Regions from separate parts of the Homo sapiens genome. Here region 2 is linked to region 1. Evidence: chromatin loops called from intact Hi-C (ENCODE). Cell type or tissue: Caco-2. All regions are shown on one strand. Links, peaks and the distances in the headings refer to the core of each region. The heading gives the core; the rest is flanking DNA. Region 1 has its middle 91 kb from the start of RARB-AS1. Region 2 has its middle 20 kb from the start of RARB-AS1.

Region 1 (5,385 bases), core at 178-5,177:
ATGGATTCAGGCAGGTGAACAAAAGCAATGGGACTTCCAAATTCTAACTAGTAATACATGGACCGGTTCATGGGTCAGAGTTAGAGATCCATTCTGAGAACTGAATTAAACAGTAAACAATTTGGACAGGGAATAAGTTGACCCTCCCAGTTAGAGTGAGGGTTTTTTTCCCCCTCCAGTAATCCAGATAATTTCATTCTTTCTCTGCCAGACCTTTACCACTGAATAATTACAATAATTAAACTAAGAATTTTTGAATGTTTACTACCTGCTGGCTACCATGCTAAATATATTCATGTATGAACTCATTTCAACCTCATGTCGACTTCAAGAGGTAGGTACAATTAAAATCAACATGTTACAGATGATGAAACAGAAGCACAGAGATAATTTGCCCGAGTTCCCAGAAAGCTAGGAAATAGTGAAGTTACTTCCCACCTTTCATTTCCCATGGACATAGATAGCTTAATTTTCCTCTAAGTAGGAACTTCCAGCAAAACCCTAGTTACCAGCTTCTTTGGGGGAAAAAAAAGCCTTTTTGGCAGACTCCAGGCTGCCTTGCCCTTTGAATTTTCTACTGTGGGTTTGAGAGGATCTTTCCTTGTTTCTGGAATACTTCATGATGTATGTGTCTTCTTACCCTCTTCTAAGTTTCTTCTTTCAAGGCTCATCTCAAGTTTTGCCTCTTTTGGTGGATGTCCCTAGGGCTCATTCTATTATGTAAGATTAGGCATCCTTGAACATACTTTGCTTAGACAGTTGATTCAACTAGATCCTAAGTCTCTAATATAGAAAACCATGAAAATTTACTGAGCCAACAAGATGCACTTTTGAGAAACACATTTGGTGTGTGAGGCAAAGCTCCCTTTTCTCTAAATAAATCCTCCATCTCCATATATCCTTGTTCCCGTCCTGATACTTCAGAATTCTCCGTCTAGCTGCTGTGGTAAAGGGCCTAAGGGTCATGGAACTTGTTCTCAACATATTATTTTCTGCTGTTGGTGATCTGCCTTACATTTAGATTGGTATTCATTATCTAGCATGTGAGTGTCTTAGTCAAAACCAAAGGAGAAATAGTCCCATCTTGTCCACATATCACAGCAATAAAAGTGGGCCACTGACATATCGAATCTTAGGCCTGGGAGAATTTTCATTTAATACTTAAAAGAACACAGCCCTACATATTAGGCAAATAAAATAAAAGTGTCATGAGGCTGGGACTCTTTTTAATCCCATCATACAAACAAGAGACCAGAGAGGTTAATGTCTTAGTTTGTCCAGGTTGCTATAACAAAATACCTTAGACTGGGTAATACATAAACAATGGAAAATTATTGCTCACAGTCGTGGAGCCTGGGAAGTCCAAGATCAAGGTACCAGCAGATTTGATGTCTGGTAAAGTTCTGTTCTTCATAGATGGTATCTTCTCACTGCATCCTCACATAGTGGAAGGACAAAGGGGTCTCCCTCAAACCTCTTTTATAGGGGCACTAATGCCATTGATGAAGGCAGAACCTCATCACCTCCCCAAAGCTCCACCTCTTAATACCAACACATTGGGGACTGGATTTCAACATGTGGATTTCTGAGGCACACAAATATTCTGACCATAGCAGTTAAAATGCCCAACAGTCACAAAGCAAGCACAACCAGGATTTGAACACAAGTACTTAAGAGCTCTTGCTCTTAACTACTGTACCATGTTGCCCCTCTAGCATATGAGAGTTACACGGTAAGTGGTAACACATAGTCTATATAATTTGGGTAACATATTACTCTTTTGGGAAAATGGACAGATTGTCTTTCGAGAAAAAAGCAGAAATACTTTTTCCATGAGACACAGCAGGACTAATCACATAGTAAAGGGCTAACTGGGGCACTATTATCTGTGTATACACCTCGATACCCTGTGATAAAGACCAGAGCAGGGTAAAGGCAGGGAATGAATCTGAGAGCAAATCTGCAAAGCTGGTGATTTTTCCTCTTCCTTCCCCCCTCCACTCCCTCTTCCTCCTCTCTCTTCTTTTACAGAAACAGTAGGAGAAAAGACTGGGAGGCCACGAATACATTGCCAAATGACTTCTAGGAAGCTTCCGCCAACGGGCCGTTGGAAGGAGAGAAGCTATGGTCTCTCTCCTCTCTCCCTCTGCCTTAGGTGGCTTCTCCCACAGTGACTGAATTTCCTCTGTGGTTTTAGCTCCCACTGTCTGCCCCAGATCTTAACCTCCAACAGCACCATCTCTTCCTGTAGTCCCTTCAGCCTGGGTTGGGAGAGGGGTAGTGGCTTTCTGTTGTAGCTAATGTCTGGGTGGCCCCATTCTGCAGTTTCCTCTTTTAGCTCTTACATCAACTGTATGACCAACTCCCCATATTCAATTCCTTCTGCTAGAAATAGCTGGAATGGCATTTATTTTTCCTTATTGGATGCTGACTGGTAGAGAGAATGAATTCACTACCAGGACTTGCCTAAGGCCATGCGGTAAGTACTAAAGTTAAGTTCCTGTGGTTCAAATGTCTCTCTTCAAAACCTGGACTTTTCCTACTAGAATATGCTGCTTCTCAGTGAGTACCCAAGGTTTATAAACTTAATTCTTAACGAATGACAACATAATCAACATATGGTGTTTTTTGGTTTATCTCAGTCCTCTTTGGTTTTTTGATTATGCTGATCCTTTTGGCAAGTTCTGACTTGTTCATGGAATTCTTACAGATGTGGAGCTCTTTCCTGGGAAACAGGCTGCATTTTCCTCGGTGAATCCTTCGGTGAACATCCCCTCCTTACCTCCTCCGAAGTTATTGTCTCTGTGATACTTGGGCTGAAGCTAAGAAGGCTTATTCAAAGTAACAAAGCCCTTAGAACAAATGAGAAGGGTGCAGACAACCGATGAGCCATGAGTAGCCACTCCCAGTTACGACACATGTGAAATTGAGCTCCAGCATTCTTGGCTTGAATTTCAAAAATGCAACTAGGTTGTGACCCTGTGAGGCTGGCTAGGGTAGGTGAGCAGAACCAGTTCTTCATTTTGGTGGCAGAGAACAGGCAGAAGACAAACACATACCACCTTTTTAGCCAGAACTCCTAAACCTGAGACATTTCCATTTAATCAGACGAAAGCAAAGATAGAGATACTAGGTGATGATGGTTTTAGGAAAATGGGATTAGTTATTGTCATAGACAGCTGCTTCCTATCTCTGAACTTTTTTTTTTTTTTTTTTTTTAAATGGAGTAACTCTAGCCTCGGGAAATTCTTTTTCTCTTGTCCAGTGTTCTGCAAAATATCATCTGAAATTGGAAAATGCTGTGTTGTATGTTGGGTAATAGGCATTCTTCCCATCGTCAACAATACAATAGCATCAACTACAAAAAGAAGCATTAAAAATGTTAATAACAATGAACGTTTGAGGGCTTGTGATATGCCAGGCACTGGTCTAAGTGGTTCATTATAAAACATCAACTCTTAAGGACTTTATGAAGTAGGTATTATTATAGCCTCATCTTACAAATGACAAAACTGAGTACAGATAGGTGCTCACTGCCCAGACTGACACGGCCAGTAAGTGGCATAACTGGCATTTGAACACTGAAAATTCAGAGCCTTTGCCCACATTTTTAACTACAGTACTGTACTGCTTCTCCGTAACGTATCAGAATACAGATACAGGTATACGGCGAAAAATTCTACATAACGTGTCTGATCTGGTTGCGTGACTGCACAGCCAGGCTGTGAATAACTAGGAGAGCTAATCTTTTGTCTGCATTGGATTCTCAGCCACAGGAAAAAAATTAAAAATAACACACAAAAAACAAAACCAACCTCCTTTACTGAGTGTCTAGGATCTTTTTGGCTCTCGCGGAGAACACATCATGCTTAGTTTGCATTAAATTTTGGGAGCGTCTTCAGTTTCACAGACCCCAAAGGTATTTTCAGGCTGACACTAAGGCAAAAGCTATTTCTAAGTGACCAGCCTCGAATAGGGCAGGACCATGTTTTCTCATAACACAGGCCTGCAGCTAAAATCAAGGGCACGTTTAAACATGCCCATTTTGAAACCAACGCAGGGCTCTTTCTTCCCCACTTGCCAGTGGGGACAGCTGACCATATCAAAGGGAAAGGAGCTCCTGAGGAGTCTAGCTTCTGGAGACTTTGGTTTCTGAGGATTAAGAAAGCTAAAGAGGAAGGCATTAATATAAATCTTTCTTTGCCTAACTCTGTCAGGGATATGAAGCTACATAGAGCAACGCAAGCTCTCTCTTGTTTTAGAAGAACTTTTTCATCTTATAATCTACTTTAACAAAAACTACAAAGGTTTGTTTCTATAGGCTTTTCCCCATCTCTTCTTCCCACCTCAAAGGAAGACGGGGCATAGCATTTGGCTCCCCTCTTTGAGAGAAAGCTCACCATTCACTTAGTGACATGTCCCTGCCCACATGAAAGAAAATGCTGTGTGTGCCCCACTTTGCCTTTAGACTCTGTGACATCGGGGAGGACTTGCTCAATGTGGGACATTTCTTGGACACATTTCCAAATTACATTTTGGTGGGGTGAGGGTGGGAAGGGGCTATCTCACCATCCAATGGCCCTAAACTCGCTGCATCGCCAGCAGTGAAGAACAGTCTTTGTATTTTTGTTAATTTGTCAAATTCTCCTACTGGGGACAAGAGAGCCAACTCTGCTCATCAGCAACCCCTGAAGCAGGGTATTCTTCAAGAAAAGGATGGGGAGTTTGAGAAACAATTAATCTCTATCAAGGTTTGGCAAAAAAAAAAAGTGGGAGGAAGACTCACTACCCCCTTCTCACATGTTAGAAACAACGTTGTATTAAATTGGTAAAATTTTAGTGAGAGGAGTGGTTCTGTCAATCCCCATAAGAGAGGGAAAGTTAAAGTCCTGGGTTAAAGATTAATATTCCAAGTTCAGAACAAAAGGATGTTCTTTTGTGCCTCTGTGCTTATGCCTCTGAATGTAAACATTGTTCTGAGAGCCATTTTTTCTTTGCCAGATCTTTAAAGGGTAATAAATTAGCCCGTGGACAGCCATACAAGCTGCTACTAGATGTGAATGTGAATGTGTCTGAAGAAAAGGCTGACTTTCAATCAAAGTCTATTGAAAGAATGGTTGGATTTTCTAAAGAAGCATGTTGTGCCTATTAACCAACTTACAAAAGGGGCCATTTCCTTGATTTATGTTTGGTTGCTATAGAGATCCTGCAGCCCAGACTGGCAGGTGAAGCTCCCCTCTAACAATCTCAGAGGTTTTTCTTAGTTATCCTCTGAGGCTGAACTGCTGCAGTGGGTAAAAGGCAAACAAGCCGTGTGTGTTCAAAAAAAAAAAAAAAAAAGCAAACATCTGGCTCAAGCATTTTTACCCATATCTCTTAAATTAT
Region 2 (5,385 bases), core at 225-5,224, 71 kb before region 1:
AGAAAGAATATTCTTAGAATAAAGGAAAGTCTTTTAGCTTGAAATTTTTGTTTGTAAAAAACTTAGGCTTAAAAAATATTTTCTTACATATTCTCATTTCACAGAGGAGCACCGAAAACTTAATTGCCTGTCCGCCCCAGTGCATGAAACAGTATTGTGGAATCATCTTTCCAGCCTGTCTACTTCGATACTCCCCCTTGATTCTTCTGAAATTCTCCTATGAAATTGAATAGCCATATTTCTTTTGTTTTGTTTTTGTTTTTTTTTTGCTTGTTTTTTTTTGTGACAGGGTCTCACTTTGTCACCCAGGCTGGAGTGCAGGGGTGCGATCTTCTGGGTTCAAGCAATCCTCCTGCCCCAGCCCTCCAGGTAGCTGAGACTGCAGATGCACACCCCCATATGCGGCTAATTTTGGTATTTTTTTTTTTTTTTTATAGAGATGGGTTTTTACCATGTTGCTTAGGCTGGTCTCGAACTCCTCAGCTTAAGCGATCTGCCAACCTCAGCCTCCCAAAGTAATGAGGTTAAAGGTATGAGCCACCATGCCTGGCTGAACAGCCACATTTCAGCTGAGATAGGGGACTGATACAATCCCACCAGCATTTATTGGGGCCCTGCTATATGCTTGGACCCTAAAGTAGATGCTTTGCCAAAGCATATAAAAGCAGACATACCATCTTTTAAGTTAAGGTATGTCCACTCCTGTGTTCCCCTTTTGCCATTTGACGGAAGGAGTTCCTGACAAGAACAAGAACATGGGAAGAAAATTCTCCTGTCAAAGTGTGACTGATGCCATTATGCTGGGTGCCAGAGGAGATTGCTCAAATGCTACCATAGCCTGGAATTGTCTGCCAAAATGATGCTCTGTACCAACATTGAAAACCCAATCTTTCAAGTAAACATTGATAAGCATGTCTGTCTTTTGCTTTTCCTGGTGTTATTCCAACCTGAGGAAATACTGGAGAGAATCTTTTTTAGATCTCTAGTTTCACATGTTTAGATTGACAAGAAAGAAAAGATGGAATATGAACTCTTGGCTGGCAATAAGGAGGGTATGAGACAGGCTGCCTGTTTAAGGGTCATCCTTTCCTCTCCTTTCTTCAATCCAAATTTCTTTACGACATTCTGCCTGTTGCTACAATCCTGAGGATTCTGTCACAAGAAAAAAAAATGGTTAAATTTGGGCCTAACAATATGTTCACCACTCTGCAAGTAATCTCTTTACCTCATGAGGTAAAATGAGGCCCATGAACAATTCCAAATGCAAGGATAATATTTAGGAAATGCTCTCACTGGAGACTATCCAAAGAATGCATTCACTCTGTGCCACAGAGAGTTCATGTGTGCTCACAGAGACCCAGAACATGTAGGCAATAACATAACTCAATATAGATTGATAAGAACAAGTCCCCCTCACAAATGTAGGCTTTTTGAAAACAGTGGTTGACCAGTATTTAGGAACCATGAGCTAAAAATATTTTGATTGTGCCCTGTATATTATTTCCTTTATGTTGAGTTTTCCAACTCTCATTTTCAAAGTTCTGGTTTCATCAGTTTTCTAGGAATCTTTGTGCTATCTACACACATATTCTAAAATCCTTTAAAACAGAGGTTACTTCTATTAACCTGATCATTTATTTCACATAATTGGCACTTAATTGCAATTGTTGTGCGGATGTTGTTTCCTGTGTTTTTCTACCTATTATTTTACTAACAAAATAGTAATCCTGAGGGGTAGAAGGCAAAGCATCATATTCTAGTAGGGGGAACATGGGACTGGGAAATAATCAGTTGTAGGTTCAAATCTTTTCTCTACTACTTGTTAGCCTTGAGAACACAGTAAATTTCTCGATCTCTTTGAGCAACACTTTCCCATTTGTAATATAGAAATAACAACACCCATATTACAAGGCTGTAACAGGTACTGAAGAAAATGGATGTGAAGCCTTAGCACAGTCCATAATGCATAAAGGCCTTGAACGAATGGCAAGTCTAGTTGTGTCTCATCCCTATAGGGAAAAAGTCAGTAGGAAGAAATGTGTCCTGCACTCTCCATAATGATGCTCATATTTGCACAAGTGTGGTGTTTTAAAAAAATGGTTACACTATTGACAGACTTCCTATAGAGAGCTGTGAGATCCCTGTTTCCTCTCCATGAATGGAGGCACAGTTGTGACTACTGTGGTATGGCAGAAATGTTGCCATGTGATTGCTGACATTAGGTCACAAAAAGCTAGGCTGTTTCTACCTTGTTCACTGAAATAGTTGTACTGGAGCTGCCCCCATAACAAGTTAGATTACCCTGAGGTCTCCATGGTTGTGAGGAAACCAAAACCACATTGAGAGTAAGGCTTTTAGTCCACAATCTCAACCTTTGAATTATCCTAGCCCAGATAACAGACACGAAAATGAATAATCCTTCATGTGATTTCAATATCTGGCCTTCAAGTCACTCTTGGACTTTGGACATTTTTTTGCTGAGACCCTAGGTATTGTGGAGCAGAGATAAGCCATTTCTGTTGTGCCCTGCTCAAATTCCTAACTCAGAGACTCTGTGAGCAGAATAAATGGTTGTTTTATGCCCCTCAGTTCTGGGTGGTTTGTTACACAACAATTGTAACTGGAACATAGAACCATATTTTTAATTTGGGAGGGAGAGTAGAAAGCATGGATGAGACAGGCATGGTGGCTCATGCCTATAATCCCAGTACTTTGAGAGGCCGAGGCAGGAGGATCACTTTAGCCCAGGAATTTGAGTCCAATCTGGGCAACATGGTGAAACCCCACCTTCACAAAAAATTAGCTGGGCATGGTGACATGCACCTGTATTCCTGGCTAGAATCCCTTGAGCCTCCAGCCAAAAAAAAAAAAAAAAAAAAAAAAAAAGAAAGAAAGAAAACATGGTTGGCTTATATACCTTTTGCATGGTACACAGGACATTCTGGATAGGAAGCTAGAAGCCCAGAATGGTCTCATTTTCTGTACTGCCACATTTGGGAGAATTTTTAGGGCCTTTGAGTGATGGGAAATTTCTAGATATCCCCCAAATATCAAAACAAAGCATCAATTGAAAACTTAGATGTCAATGAATCAAATGATACTAATAGTAATCAGATTCTAGGATAATGATACAACTGAGATATGTCAGAAGTGTAAGGGAAGTTAATAAACTAAGATGCATTTTAATTGTCAAAAATGAAGTACTTAACGATATCTTTCATAATAAGAGGCAGCTTGTACAAATCTTTCAGAAATTTTACCCGTTTCACATGTTTAAAAGGCAAAGGAAGACAGAAATAAATTGTGCAAAGTTATATATTGAATTGCTGGTAAATAAAAGACAAAATTACTGGATATGGTTCCTCATGTTTTCTATTGCCTTGCATGTCAAATAGAAACAACCTTCACTGTGGCATTCAAGGCCCTCTCCGATACAGCCCAAACAAGTCTTCCATTGCTCTCTTACTTCATCACACACTCAAGCCAAATAGTTCCTGCTGAATCTCTAACCCATACTGCACATTCCAGCCTCTGAATCTTTGTCTATATTGTTCTTTCTACCTAGGACATAGGTTCTTAATCTTGGGTCCTTGGATGATGAATCTTAGAATGTGAATGAGCCTCCTGAGTGTGAAGCCCACATTTTGTGTAAATTTGCAGATGTGCATTATTCTGGGAAGGAGGTACATAGGATTCAACAGACTTTCATAGGGGGCTGTGAGCCAGTGTTGTTTAAAAATTGCTTACCACCTCCATTTTTTTTGGAGTAACCCCAATTCCCTCATGAGTCCACTTGCTTACTTATTCACAAATATTCATTGAGTACTTGCTCTGTGCCAGATACTGTTCCAGGCACTTGGGATTTAGCAGTGGACCAAACAAGCAAGGATCCTGCCCTTTTGGAATTCAGATTCTAACAGAAGAATCTGGATAATAAATCACAAAATAAAACAAAAAAAGAATAGATAAATTATATAGTATGCTAAAAGATAAGAAGTGCTATATAAGAAAAAAGAAACTGTAAGGAGAATCAGAAATGCTAGGAGAGGGCATTGAAATTTGAAAGAGAATGGTCAGGATAGAACCTACTAAGAAGATGTTTGAGCAATGAGTGGAAGGAAGTTAAGGAAAGATCTATATGGATATCTGAGAGAACATTTGAGCCAGTGCCAGGGACCCGAGATGGGAGTCTACTGTCATGTAAGAGGAACAGCAAAGGCGGCCAATGTGGCTGGAGCCAAGTCAGAGAAAGAGATGTTAGTAGGGATGAAGCTGAGGGGTGCCACAGATCATGTAGGACTTTGAGAGGAATGAGGGGCCACAGGGAGACTGGGAAATACAAGTGATGTCAACTGATCTGTGTTGTGCTGTGAAAAAGTTATAAGGCATGGAAAGGGTGGAGGCAAGGAAACGGTCTAGTAGGCTACTTCAATAATCTAGTTGAGAAGCAATGGTGGCTTGGACCAGGATGATGGTAGTGGAGAAGTCATTAGATTGTAGACCCATACTGTGGTGGAGTCAATAGAATTTCCTCTTAGATCAGATGTAGTATAAGACAGAAAGAAAGGAGACAAGAATGATGTCAAGTGGCCTAAGCAACTGGAAAGATGAAGTTGCCATCAACCCAGATGGCGAAAGTTGTAGGAAAGAAGGTTTTCAGGAGCAAGGCTGGAATTGAGTTCTGGACATGCTACGTTAGATATCTAAGTGGAGATACCTAGCTGGCAGCTGGATGTATGAGTTGAGCTCCAGATAATGTTTACCTGGAGGTAAACATTTGGGAGCCATCAATTATAGATATCATGGAGAGCCATCAGACTAGCCCCACAGCCTACGTTCCTTCTCTAACCTCTTATAACACTTCGCTTATACCTCCCTAGTGAAAATTTTTACATTTTTCTTTGTACTATAGTTTTCTGTATACTTCTTTCATCAACTTTCCTGGACAATAATGTCCTTAAATTATGTCCTATCCAATTTTGCACTCTTCGTTTTGCCTACAAAACATATGGGTTAGGTTGAATCAAAGCTTTTTTTTTAAAGCTCCTATCCACTCAACTTTCATGTTTCAATTGCCAGGACCTGTAAATCGATTGAAAGTAATAACTTTTTTTCTTACTCATCAACATTTGCCATAAAATCTAAGCTCTGTTCCTGGGCAAGATGGCTGAATAGGAACAGCTCCAGTCTGCAGCTCCCAGAGAGGCCAACGCAGAAGGCTGGTGATCTCTGCATTTCCAACTGAGGTACCTGGTTCATCTCACTGGGACTGGTTAGACAGTGGGTGTAGCCCATGAAGGATGAGCCAAAGCAGGGTGGGGCACTGCTTCACCCAGGAAGCACAAGGAGTCAGGGAACTCCCTCCCCTAACCAAGGGAAGCCATG

What was found. A loop is a pair of places that touch in the nucleus more often than their neighbours do. Peaks named below come from ENCODE experiments on the same cell type or tissue, not always from the same donor. Only the 100,000 strongest peaks of a DNase experiment are listed, where the experiment ranks them.
Region 2: a loop joins it to region 1, with 1.9 times the contacts of the local background. A loop is called at or near these places in 1 of 110 quality-filtered maps.

Annotation. Positions count from the first base shown.
Region 1 is chr3:25,291,432-25,296,816 of GRCh38, reverse strand. It overlaps a transcript of RARB not described here. Among named protein-coding and RNA genes, the nearest start is that of RARB-AS1, 91 kb to the left of the region's middle. RefSeq lists enhancers at 1,765-2,964, 4,814-5,385. In Caco-2, for the core only: no CTCF peak of the experiment used is centred there; a DNase peak (open chromatin) is centred at 2,936.
Region 2 is chr3:25,362,701-25,368,085 of GRCh38, reverse strand. It overlaps a transcript of RARB not described here. Among named protein-coding and RNA genes, the nearest start is that of RARB-AS1, 20 kb to the left of the region's middle. In Caco-2, for the core only: no CTCF peak of the experiment used is centred there; no DNase peak of the experiment used is centred there.